Regions from separate parts of the Homo sapiens genome. Here regions 1 and 2 are each linked to region 3. Evidence: chromatin contacts called from ENCODE Hi-C or POLR2A ChIA-PET data. All regions are on one chromosome and are shown on one strand. Each heading gives the region's core, a stretch centred on a gene start or an enhancer-like site at or near the end of the contact. The rest is flanking DNA. Distances are from core to core; before and after follow the strand shown. Region 1 holds the start of HPS1 (HPS1 biogenesis of lysosomal organelles complex 3 subunit 1). Region 2 holds the start of PYROXD2 (pyridine nucleotide-disulphide oxidoreductase domain 2). Region 3 overlaps LOXL4 (lysyl oxidase like 4).

Region 1 (2,876 bases), core at 96-2,595, 200 kb after region 3:
CCGGCCAGCACAGCCCTTTGCACAGAGCAGGTGCCCACTTTTGTTCCTTCCTCCTTTGTTCCCATGAAGTGCTCTCACTTCTGCGGGTCACTCAGAGCTCCCCAAGCAGCCCCAGGGAGCTTGCTAGGAGTGACTGACGGGAGACAGCATAGCACATCCCAGGTGGTGAGGATGCAGTCCCGGTGAAGGGAGTGGGGATCCTGGGATGATACGATGAATGGAAGGAAACTAACAGGAAAGGCATCTGGGACCAGGTTCTAGTTTTGGCTTTGCCAAGTCCCATAAACCTCTCTGAGCCTCAAACTCCTGCGGAGAAACAGAGCAACATCCCCTACTCTACCTCCCTACAGGGTTAGATCATGGGAGTGACCAGGCAAGCTGCAAAGTAACCTTAGCAAACTGCGTTCTTACATAGGTGTGGGGATCATTATTCCTATTTCCCAGCTTCCCTTCTTCAAATAACAGGATTAATCAATCTGGTTCCGGAATCATTCATATTTGAATAGAGGGCAGGAACAACAGAAAACTTAATTAGGAAGTCAAGCACTGTGAGCCAGTAAGAGGCAAGTGACTACCCGCCACAGAGACTGCTGTTACGAGTTCGGCCTTTAGCAGCCGAACCCTGAGACGGGCTCCATCACCCACATGATTGGCCCGAATGCCATATTCCCGAAACAGGGGGATGCTTCCCAAAGGCTGCTGGGAAGAGAACCTCGCCGGTGTCACACTGAGACTTCCGCTTCACCTCGCTATCTTGCCCTAGAAAGGGAACTCGGAGGGGACTCACTGACGAAAGGAGCTCCAGATGGCGGGGGGCCAACCTGGGGCGACCCCCAGCGCCCACTTTCACCATCTGGACCCCAGCAAACCTCCCTGTGGCCCTTGGTCCCGTCTTCAGCAGCTCCTTCTGGGGTCCCACACCTTCGGAGCCCGGCCCTGCCCCTGAGTCTCTGGAGAGAGCGAGTCAGCAGTTCGCCGCCGCGGGGCTCCCGTTTGCCTAGCACGCCAGTTTCTGTCCAGTTTCACCCCAAATCCCCACCTCCCCCCACCCCCGAACCTCACGGCCACCCTGGGAAGGAGGCTTGACTTGTGACATCCACCCCTCTTCACGGCTGAGGAACTTTGGCCCCGAGCGAGGAAGCGACCGGCCCACGGCCACACGCCCGGAGTGGGTGAGGCTAGGAGTGGGCCCGCTCCGGGACCCCTAGGGACCCTACCTCACTTCCGGGAGGGTTGAAGGGGGGCTCCGGAGGGAGGATCGCCGCCCCCAGAGGGGACAGCCCGGAGGCCCACGTACCGGATCGCGGCGCGCACAGCGCCCCGCCTGCAGGAGCCCGGGCGCGCTTCCGGGTAGGACCGCGTGATCGCGCACGTGACCGCCCGCCCCGGGAGGGGCCGGAGCCGCCGTCGCCTTCCGCGGGTTCGAGCCCCGCCCCTGCCAGGCCTTGCCCATGCCCCATTTTACAGAAGAGGAAACGGAGGCGCAGAGAGAAGAAATAACTTGCTGAGGGTCCGAACCAGGCTCAGAACCCAGGTTTCCTGGCTCCTCAGCTGATCCCTTCTCTCCTCCCCATGCCCCGGAACCTCAGGCTTTGCCTAATGAACTGAAGTTCTGGGGCTAGAGCTGTCCTTTTGTGACTGCTCTCCCTGACCTTTGGGGAGGTGACATAGCGCACAGAAGGGCTCAGTTGCCCCCAGAGTGCCAACGCTGGAATTTATAGGAGTTCTCAATCTATTTTGGGAGTGGAGTGCACATTAGGAGTTTTGTGTTGAACCTATGTTTGCAATATTTATTTTAAAAAATCGTATGTGTATTGGGGGTGCCTGGAAGTGGAGGGGGCGCTCTGGAAGGGCCTAAATCCCCGAACAGTCCACCCCTCAGTGCCTGGGTGCCACCTGGGAGCTTTGAGCCCAGCCCAGCAAGGTATGGGTTGCAAGAACTGGCTGGGGATATAGTAGATTGAGCATCTCTTGGGGGAAAGGCAGAGGCTAAGAATCAATACTTCCACCACCTGCAGATCAAAGAGAGCATCACTCCCCCCAACCCACTACCCACCCCTTCCAGCCCACCTTAGGGCAAATTCTTCCAACTCCCCATCTACAGCACATAGCCCTGCCACACGCATCTCTTTGCTCAGCCCACCGTTGAGATCGTTCACTCACTATGCTTTCAGTGGTCGAATGAATTCCATCAAATGGATATGCTGTTATTTACTTATTCATTCCCCTACTGGTAATTTCCATTTCCCAACTGCAATGTATGAGGATTCTGATTTCTCCACATCCTCACCAATGCTTGTTATTGTTGATTTTTTTTTTTTTAAGTATAGTAACCCAGCGTGGAGTGGTGTCTTGTGATTTTATTTGCACTTCCCTGACGTTCGGCATCTTTTCATGTGCTTTTTGCCTATTTGTGTACCTTCTCTGGAGAAATGTCTATTCAAATCCTTTATCCATTTTTAAATTGTCTTTATTATTGAGTTGTAAGAGTTCTTTATATGCTCTGGTTACAAGCCCCTTATCAGATACTTGATTTGCAAAAGTTTTTTTCCCATTATGTGGCTTGTCTTTTCACTTTCTTAGTGGTATCATTTGTAGCACCAAAGTTTTACATTTTTATGTAATCCAATATAATCTATTTTTTAGTTATGTACGGGTTTTTTGTGTCAACATGTTTCTTTTTTTCAAATTTGTTTGTGGTAAAATACATATAATGTAAAATTGATCATTAAGCATTTTAAGTGTATTGTTCAGTGGTATTAACTACATTCCTAATGCTATGCAGCCATCACCACCATCCATCTCCACAGCTCTTTTCATCTTTTAAAACTGAAACTATATCCATTAAGCAATAATGCTGGCCGGGTGTGGTGGCT
Region 2 (2,907 bases), core at 329-2,828, 170 kb after region 3:
CTCGGGAGGCTGAGGCAAGAGAATCGCTTGAACCCAGGAGGCGGAGGTTGCAGTGAGCCGAGATTGCGCCGCTGCACTCCAGCCTGGGCAACAGAGCAAGACTCCATCTCAATAAATGAATAAATAAATAAAATAAAAATAAATTTTAAAAAATAAAGGAGTAAGGTTGGGACATAAATCTTTGTTGTTTCATTTGTTTCACGATCATCCTACTCTTTACAGAAAATATGGAGCACCGTTCTCTTTGGAGCTACCCTCATTTGTCATTTGCAACTATAGGTTGGCTACTGAGTTTGGCAAAAATCAAAGAAAGCCTTTGGTAAGAATCACTCGGGTAGACTGCATTTAAATTGAGAGTATTGTATCTTTATTTGTAAAATTGTGTGCAGTGTATCTTTTATTTCAATATTTAAAATAAGCATGTGTATATGTGTATATATATGTACGTAACACATATACATATATATACACATATATGTGTGTATATATACATATATATACATGTACACACACACATACATCACACATTTTTCCCTGGAGAGGTGAGTGTTGAGTATCTACCAGCTCGCAACTGCTCTAGTACATATGAAAATGAAGGCATGCCCTCAAAGCTGCATGTTGAGTGCCGTCTGCTTTCGGTCCCGTCATTATCTCTGTATAGACCCAGTTGGCAATCATGCATTTGGGGCCCTCTGCAAGTGTGAAAGGAAGGCACTAAGGAAAGACCACCTGGTCCTGGGCCTGCCTCTTCCCCTAGCACCCAGTAGACTGTGATACTCTGAGCCCAGGGGTTGGCAAAGTGTGGCAGATCACTGCAGATCCCCAAATGTCCCAGAGCTGCAAGGCAATGGGGTCCATCTCCCTCTGCAGACACGCAGTAGGAACTCTGGGACTCAGTTCTGTTTTATCCTAACTGGCCTTTATGAAATGACTGCAGTTTCTTGTGACGAGGGGTGGCCTCAGTGGTAAGGTAGTGGTGACCAGAACTCAGGGCACTGAGGGGGCGGGGTGCTGGATTTCACTTGTCTGTTGGCCCAGGGCTCTTTCCAACCCTTACAAACCATAGGCTGAGAATGTGGTGGAAACTAGGTCACTTTGCAAGAGATATAGGGAAACCCCTGAGCTCACCTAGTCTTCCTGTCATTCTCCATGGGAAGATCCAAGCCCAGAGAAGGCAAGCATTTGCCCCAGGCCACACAGCAGAGCCAGCACCGGAATCCCAGGTGCCTGCCTGCCAGATGGAAGGGCTTTCCATTGCAGCCCCTGCTAGCGTATAAACTTCTGGCTGGGTTATGCCAGAGGAGAGAGCAGTGGGGCTTGGCTCCCCCTCCCCCTCCCCACCAAGCTCTGAGCAGGGCTGTCTTCCCGCCCCTCAGCTCTGGCCCGGCCTGCTTTACCACTTTACCTGCTCCTATCACCACCGCATCATACTCAGGCTTCAGACCTCCCCTGGCTTCCGTGTTATCTCGTCTCCACGCCGGGAAGGGAGAGGCGGCCACAGCCTTGCAGAGACCTCGGCCACTTGCAGCCATTTCTGCCCCAGGCTGGGCCTTGCTAGGCAGGGAGTTTGCTAGCGATTGGCTTTTGTGCTGCCCTAGGCACGGGGTGGAGCAGGGAGGAAGCAGGAAGAGGAGGAGCTGCAGTCCCCCTCCAGGCCCCCTCCACCATGCATTCTTGGCCACAGGCCAGCCTCCTGCTGCCCTGGGGCTGTGCTGGGCCGTCGGGAGTGTTGCCTATTAACCAGGCGGTGTCACCTCCAGGATGCAGGGGATAATGGCAAAACTGACAATCCACTGGGGTTCCTATGTCAGGCTGGCATTGTGCTGAACCCTGTAGGCAAAACTCCCCATTTTACAGATGAGGGCGCTGAGGCTGCGGGGTTAGGGAATGAGTGGTGGAGGCAGAGTGGAGCTCGAAAGGGCCCTCTCCTCCCCTGTGCATCTACCTTCTCAGTCAGAACTGAAACGCCTGGGATGGCAAGTGCTCGTGTCAGACTCTGCTCCAACTCCATGCTGAGTCTGCCAGTGCAGAGTGGTGATGCCTCTACGCCCACAGGAGGCGCCCAGGGCGGCCATCTAGCGTCACCACGACCAGGGCCTTCAGACACCGCAGAGGCAGCTGTGTCTGTCGCTGAGGAGCACTGGAGTCCTCTCCTAAATGCTCAAACACAAACCCACAACGAGGGCTTAGGGGCAAGTTCGCTGTCTGTAATTCTCTGGTGTTTTAGTTTTGAAGGCCTGGCCAGTTCTCCTCTTTTGGCACCTTGCCCATTTTCCAAGAATCCCCAAGGATTCGAGGTCACATCTGTAAATACCTCCAGCTAAAGTTCTTTCTGACCCTCCCTTAGGCCTGCCTTGAATTAGGAGCCCCTTTGTTCTCTGCCCATTACTTAGCAGAGTGTTCCCCTAGGAGGAAAAAACCCCTTGGAGCGGAGAGTTCCTGCACTGCTCTGATATCGCAGTGTGACGGAAACCTGCTATTGGTAACGAATCTCAGAACTGGGAGAGTATGTGGAGATGATCCTAAGAGGGGGTTCCGAGGACCCCTCCACACACCATGGACAGTTACCCCGCATGTGAGCATCTCTGCTAAGATCTGATTCAGGATGTTCACTCCTGTGTTATTTATTATATAGAAAGATCAAGGGGACTGGTTAAACTAGACATATCACATCCAGCCGCTGCTAAAAACTAAAGGGAAATAGTAGGTGACAAAAGCAGGGGTCCTGAACAGTGGTGGGCTCAGGGGATTGGAGTTTTTTCCTTTATGTTTTTCTGTATTTTCCACAATCCACGCTTTTCATTGCCATTCCATCAGATGATGTTAAGGAGGAACACAGATCCAGTCACCTGAGGGGATACTTCCTCACTGCCACCTTCTCAGGGTTTAGACCAACATGTGGGTTCT
Region 3 (3,348 bases), core at 397-2,896:
TACAATGACAAGCAGCCAGGATAAAATAAACACCTCTGGGCAGTGAGAGATTTCCTAAAGGATGTGGACAAGTCAAAGCCATCAACTCAGGCTTTATCCATCTCATGTCTGCATTCTCAGTGTTTTTGGAAAGTAGTTCTGCACTGAAGAAATGGTAGCACTAGACCTTAGGATGCTGAGGTGGCAAGAAATAGTGGCTCATTGTGCTTTCAACTAGGGCAACGGCCTCATCTTTTAATGATTTAGTGCCCATGACGATGATGAATTATTAGCATTACCTAGAACATGGTGGAGTAGGATTCTATTCAGATGTTTCTCAAATGACCCTGGCCTTGGATCTTGATCCTTACCCAACTATCCCTGCTGCTATTGAGATACTACAACCTTCTCCCAGTTCCTCAGCATTGTTTTCCTCATTCGTGGTTGGCTCTACTAGTGTCCTTTGTTCATGTTCAGTGACTCCATGCCAAATTTAGGGATTAAGTAAGTTGTTCTCTTGACCCTCTCCACTAGTACTTTGTCCAAGTGCCCCTCTCTTTGGCCTATAGCAACAAGACTAGTGCTCTCTGTCTTCATGGAACAGACTTCTCTAAGATAGGTCTGAACAGTGCAGCTCCATTTGAAAGGAAATGCAGGGAATTGCAGCCTGACTTCATACTGAATGGTATACCTCTGAGTTATACCTTTGCTCTGCTTTGATTCTTCAAGGCCAAGAGTGACCTTGGGCAGTACAAAAGAGATGACTACTCCTGTCACTTGCCTGTGAGGATGCTTCTTCCTGGCTACACTTTAGCTTTTAAAGGCATTGTTAATGGTAACATATAGCCCCATGTTTATTTCCCAGTTTTCTTGTAATCTTCGTAATTTCAATAACTTATTTTGGTTCTCATTCTAATGCTGTATGCTAGTAGCCTGTCCTTTTTTTCAGCCAATAGTCAGCCACCTCTAACTTTCCAGATTTATCCTTATAACCAGACCCAGAGAAAGGATTTTTTTTTAAGCCTACACTTGAAAATTATGGAGTGTTGCTGCTTCTACCATTAGTAGAGAATGTGCTTTTTAGTTACATTATTCAAGTAGTTGGGATTGATGTATGCTAGCTGGAGGTAAGAGCTCCTGCTATGGCCCAGCACAGACTATATTGAGCTTTTCCAGATGGGAATTAAATCCTTGGGCACATCCAAGCCATGCTTTCTCAAGCTGAGTTAGCTGGAGAGCACCCTGTAGCTGCCACTGGTGCCTTTGTTAGATATTCAGGAAGACAGCTAATGTACTCTGCTGTGCATATGTGTTGAACATCTAAATCTCAGGATTACCTGGAATTTAGTAGAAAAGTACATTTCCCATTAGTTATGATATGCTCTTCATAGAGTGAAAGTCTTTGTAGTATAAAGGTAAGTTAGGCTTCTGAAGACTAAGCTGACATTCTTAGCACCTTAGTTTCTCTGAGGCTAAAGTATGCTGAGATGAAAGTCTTTTGACATTTTTGGTTCTACCTGGAATTTGGTGGTTGGTATTCTGTTAACATTCCTCATCTAGTTATAAGTCATGCCAGCCACCAGTCTTCCCATGTCCTTCCCTTTCAGCTCAGAGTTGTAACAGCACAACCCTTGTATGGCCTTTTCCAAGAATTAGAACTGGCTGCACCTATCAAACGTGTAATGTGGGCAGCAAGGCTGAGACCAGAGCCGGTGGCTGGCTGCCTGGCCTGTTTTTTTGGTCCCTCTTAGAAACTGGATCCAGCAAGCAGCTGTGGGTAACCTCCCTGCTTGAATCTAGTCATCAGTCACCACATGCTCCCCTGCTAGCTGCACATTCTTTCACAGACCATTAGCTGCATGTGTGAGCATAATGTTGTTACTGTTTGGGGGATGTTTGCTGGATCCAACAGGAAATCAGTCCTTCCCTTGTTTACCTAAACTGCCATGCCAAAATATAATGCTCCCTCTGCCTAATGAAGGAGATGAGGGAGTTGAGGAGAGGGAAGGTCGGGGATAAGGAAGAAAGCACTTCTTTGTATTCACAGAGGGTTCCCCGGAACATGTCCCTTTTTACTCCCTAAGGAGGGGGTAGCTCTTGTGATGTGGTGGCTCTTGTGATGTGGTGGGGGTAGTGCTGTTGTAAATCTGCTCCATCTGCTACCATTTATTTTGGCTTCGCAGCCTTGATTATAAAAGTTTGCAATCCTCAGACTTTACCTTCTTGCCCCTATCCTTTACCCCTTAACCTTTCTAACCCGTGTTTCAGCTCTAAGCCTGGGGAGGCTGACTGGGAAGCAGACTTATGTCTGATTGGAGAAATGTAGATGGGCAGTCATGAGAAGCATGTGTGCCCTGTGTATCCCAGGCCCTGGCTCCATGGGAGGCAAAAGGGTAGGTCTGTGGTTCTGGGGTGTGTACATAATCACAGCTGGTCTGGTCTTTGTAGCAGTCCATAATGAGCAACTTTTATTGGCATTAGGGTGTCAGTCCTGTAAGGATCATCACTTAAGTGTGTCTCAGTGGAGAAAAGATCAAGAATCATGTCAAGAAGACCATGGGGTTTTATTCCACTTGAGCAAGAGCAAATCAGAGCCCCATCAAGCAGGAATGGTGGCCTTTCCCAGGTTCCATCCTTAACTAAACTGACTGTTCCCCCTTCTGATTTCTCCACGGTCTTCTGTCTCTTGCTCTGCCAAACTTGTTTTCTTATCTCTGTAGAGATGAGTGGCTTGTTTGATGTTCTTTCCATGGCAAAAATTTATTCAATGCAAAGTTCACTTCAGACACTTGGTTGAGACTTGAAGTTTAGACCAATCCTGAGATGCGTGGTGATCCTGAGAGAGAGCAGACTGCCTGCCAGGTAAATGGTCCATATTATTTCCTTGGCAGAGGCCCTGACAGGGGCTGGGGTCCGTGTTACCTCAGCAGTCTTTCTGCTTGGCCTACTCTTGCTGCTCTGTAGGAAGGCCCTATCTGGCCATTTCTGTGAAACTTGCCCCTTCTCAAGCACTCCGTAACTGTTGGTGTTGGCCCATCAGGCAATAAGGGGATGCCCGAGGTCTGTGCTTCCAAGGATAATAGAAACACCCATGTGTGTGGTAAGATAAAGGTAAGGACACTAAAGAACAGAGTGTGAGAGGTGAGTTCTAAATAACAACAGATGAAGAAAGGATTGGATCCACCAGCTTCTCTGCCAGTTGTGATTTTGATACAAGTTGTGTTGCTTTGAGCTCCTAGCAGAGAGCTAACACTACCTGCTGTGTATTTTGGTCCTCTGTCCTATACTCCTCCAAGACATTTGCAAAGCACCACTTAGATGGGGGACTGGGCCATAGTCCATCCCTAAGAAACTGAGAGCTCCTGAATC

The links. A loop is a pair of places that touch in the nucleus more often than their neighbours do. ChIA-PET counts read pairs that join two places held with the same protein, here RNA polymerase II (POLR2A). Pooled maps may share reads with other maps.
Region 1: a loop to region 3 is called in a pooled map, with 3 times the contacts of the local background. The contact joins the promoter of HPS1 here to the enhancer-like site in region 3. A Hi-C loop is called at or near these places in 1 of 168 maps with a recorded cell type or tissue (chondrocyte) and 5 of 50 pooled maps. POLR2A ChIA-PET finds 5 or more read pairs at or near these places in 1 of 52 experiments (activated T-cell).
Region 2: a map of sigmoid colon shows a loop between it and region 3 (2.4-fold over the local background). The contact joins the promoter of PYROXD2 here to the enhancer-like site in region 3. A Hi-C loop is called at or near these places in 2 of 168 maps with a recorded cell type or tissue (A673 and sigmoid colon) and 5 of 50 pooled maps. POLR2A ChIA-PET finds 5 or more read pairs at or near these places in 2 of 52 experiments (AG04449 and Caco-2).

The regions. Positions count from the first base shown.
Region 1 is chr10:98,445,590-98,448,465 of GRCh38, forward strand. HPS1 (HPS1 biogenesis of lysosomal organelles complex 3 subunit 1) reads right to left here and starts at 1,346. Exons shown (of 20, transcript NM_000195.5): 1 at 1,218-1,346. It overlaps HPS1-AS1 (HPS1 antisense RNA 1), which reads left to right and starts at 732. Exons shown (of 3, transcript NR_134454.1): 1 at 732-1,168. RefSeq lists a silencer at 1,164-1,513.
Region 2 is chr10:98,413,604-98,416,510 of GRCh38, forward strand. PYROXD2 (pyridine nucleotide-disulphide oxidoreductase domain 2) reads right to left here and starts at 1,579. Exons shown (of 16, transcript NM_032709.3): 1 at 1,406-1,579. The coding sequence starts at 1,532. It overlaps HPS1 (HPS1 biogenesis of lysosomal organelles complex 3 subunit 1), which reads right to left. Exons shown (of 20, transcript NM_000195.5): 20 at 2,595-2,907.
Region 3 is chr10:98,245,270-98,248,617 of GRCh38, forward strand. LOXL4 (lysyl oxidase like 4) reads right to left here. Exons shown (of 15, transcript NM_032211.7): 15 at 2,421-3,348. Among named protein-coding and RNA genes, the nearest start is that of LOXL4, 21 kb to the right of the region's middle. Within about 2 kb of position 1,647, at least 4 of the 41 ENCODE cell types and tissues checked have a DNase peak (open chromatin) inside an H3K27ac peak, as active enhancers do.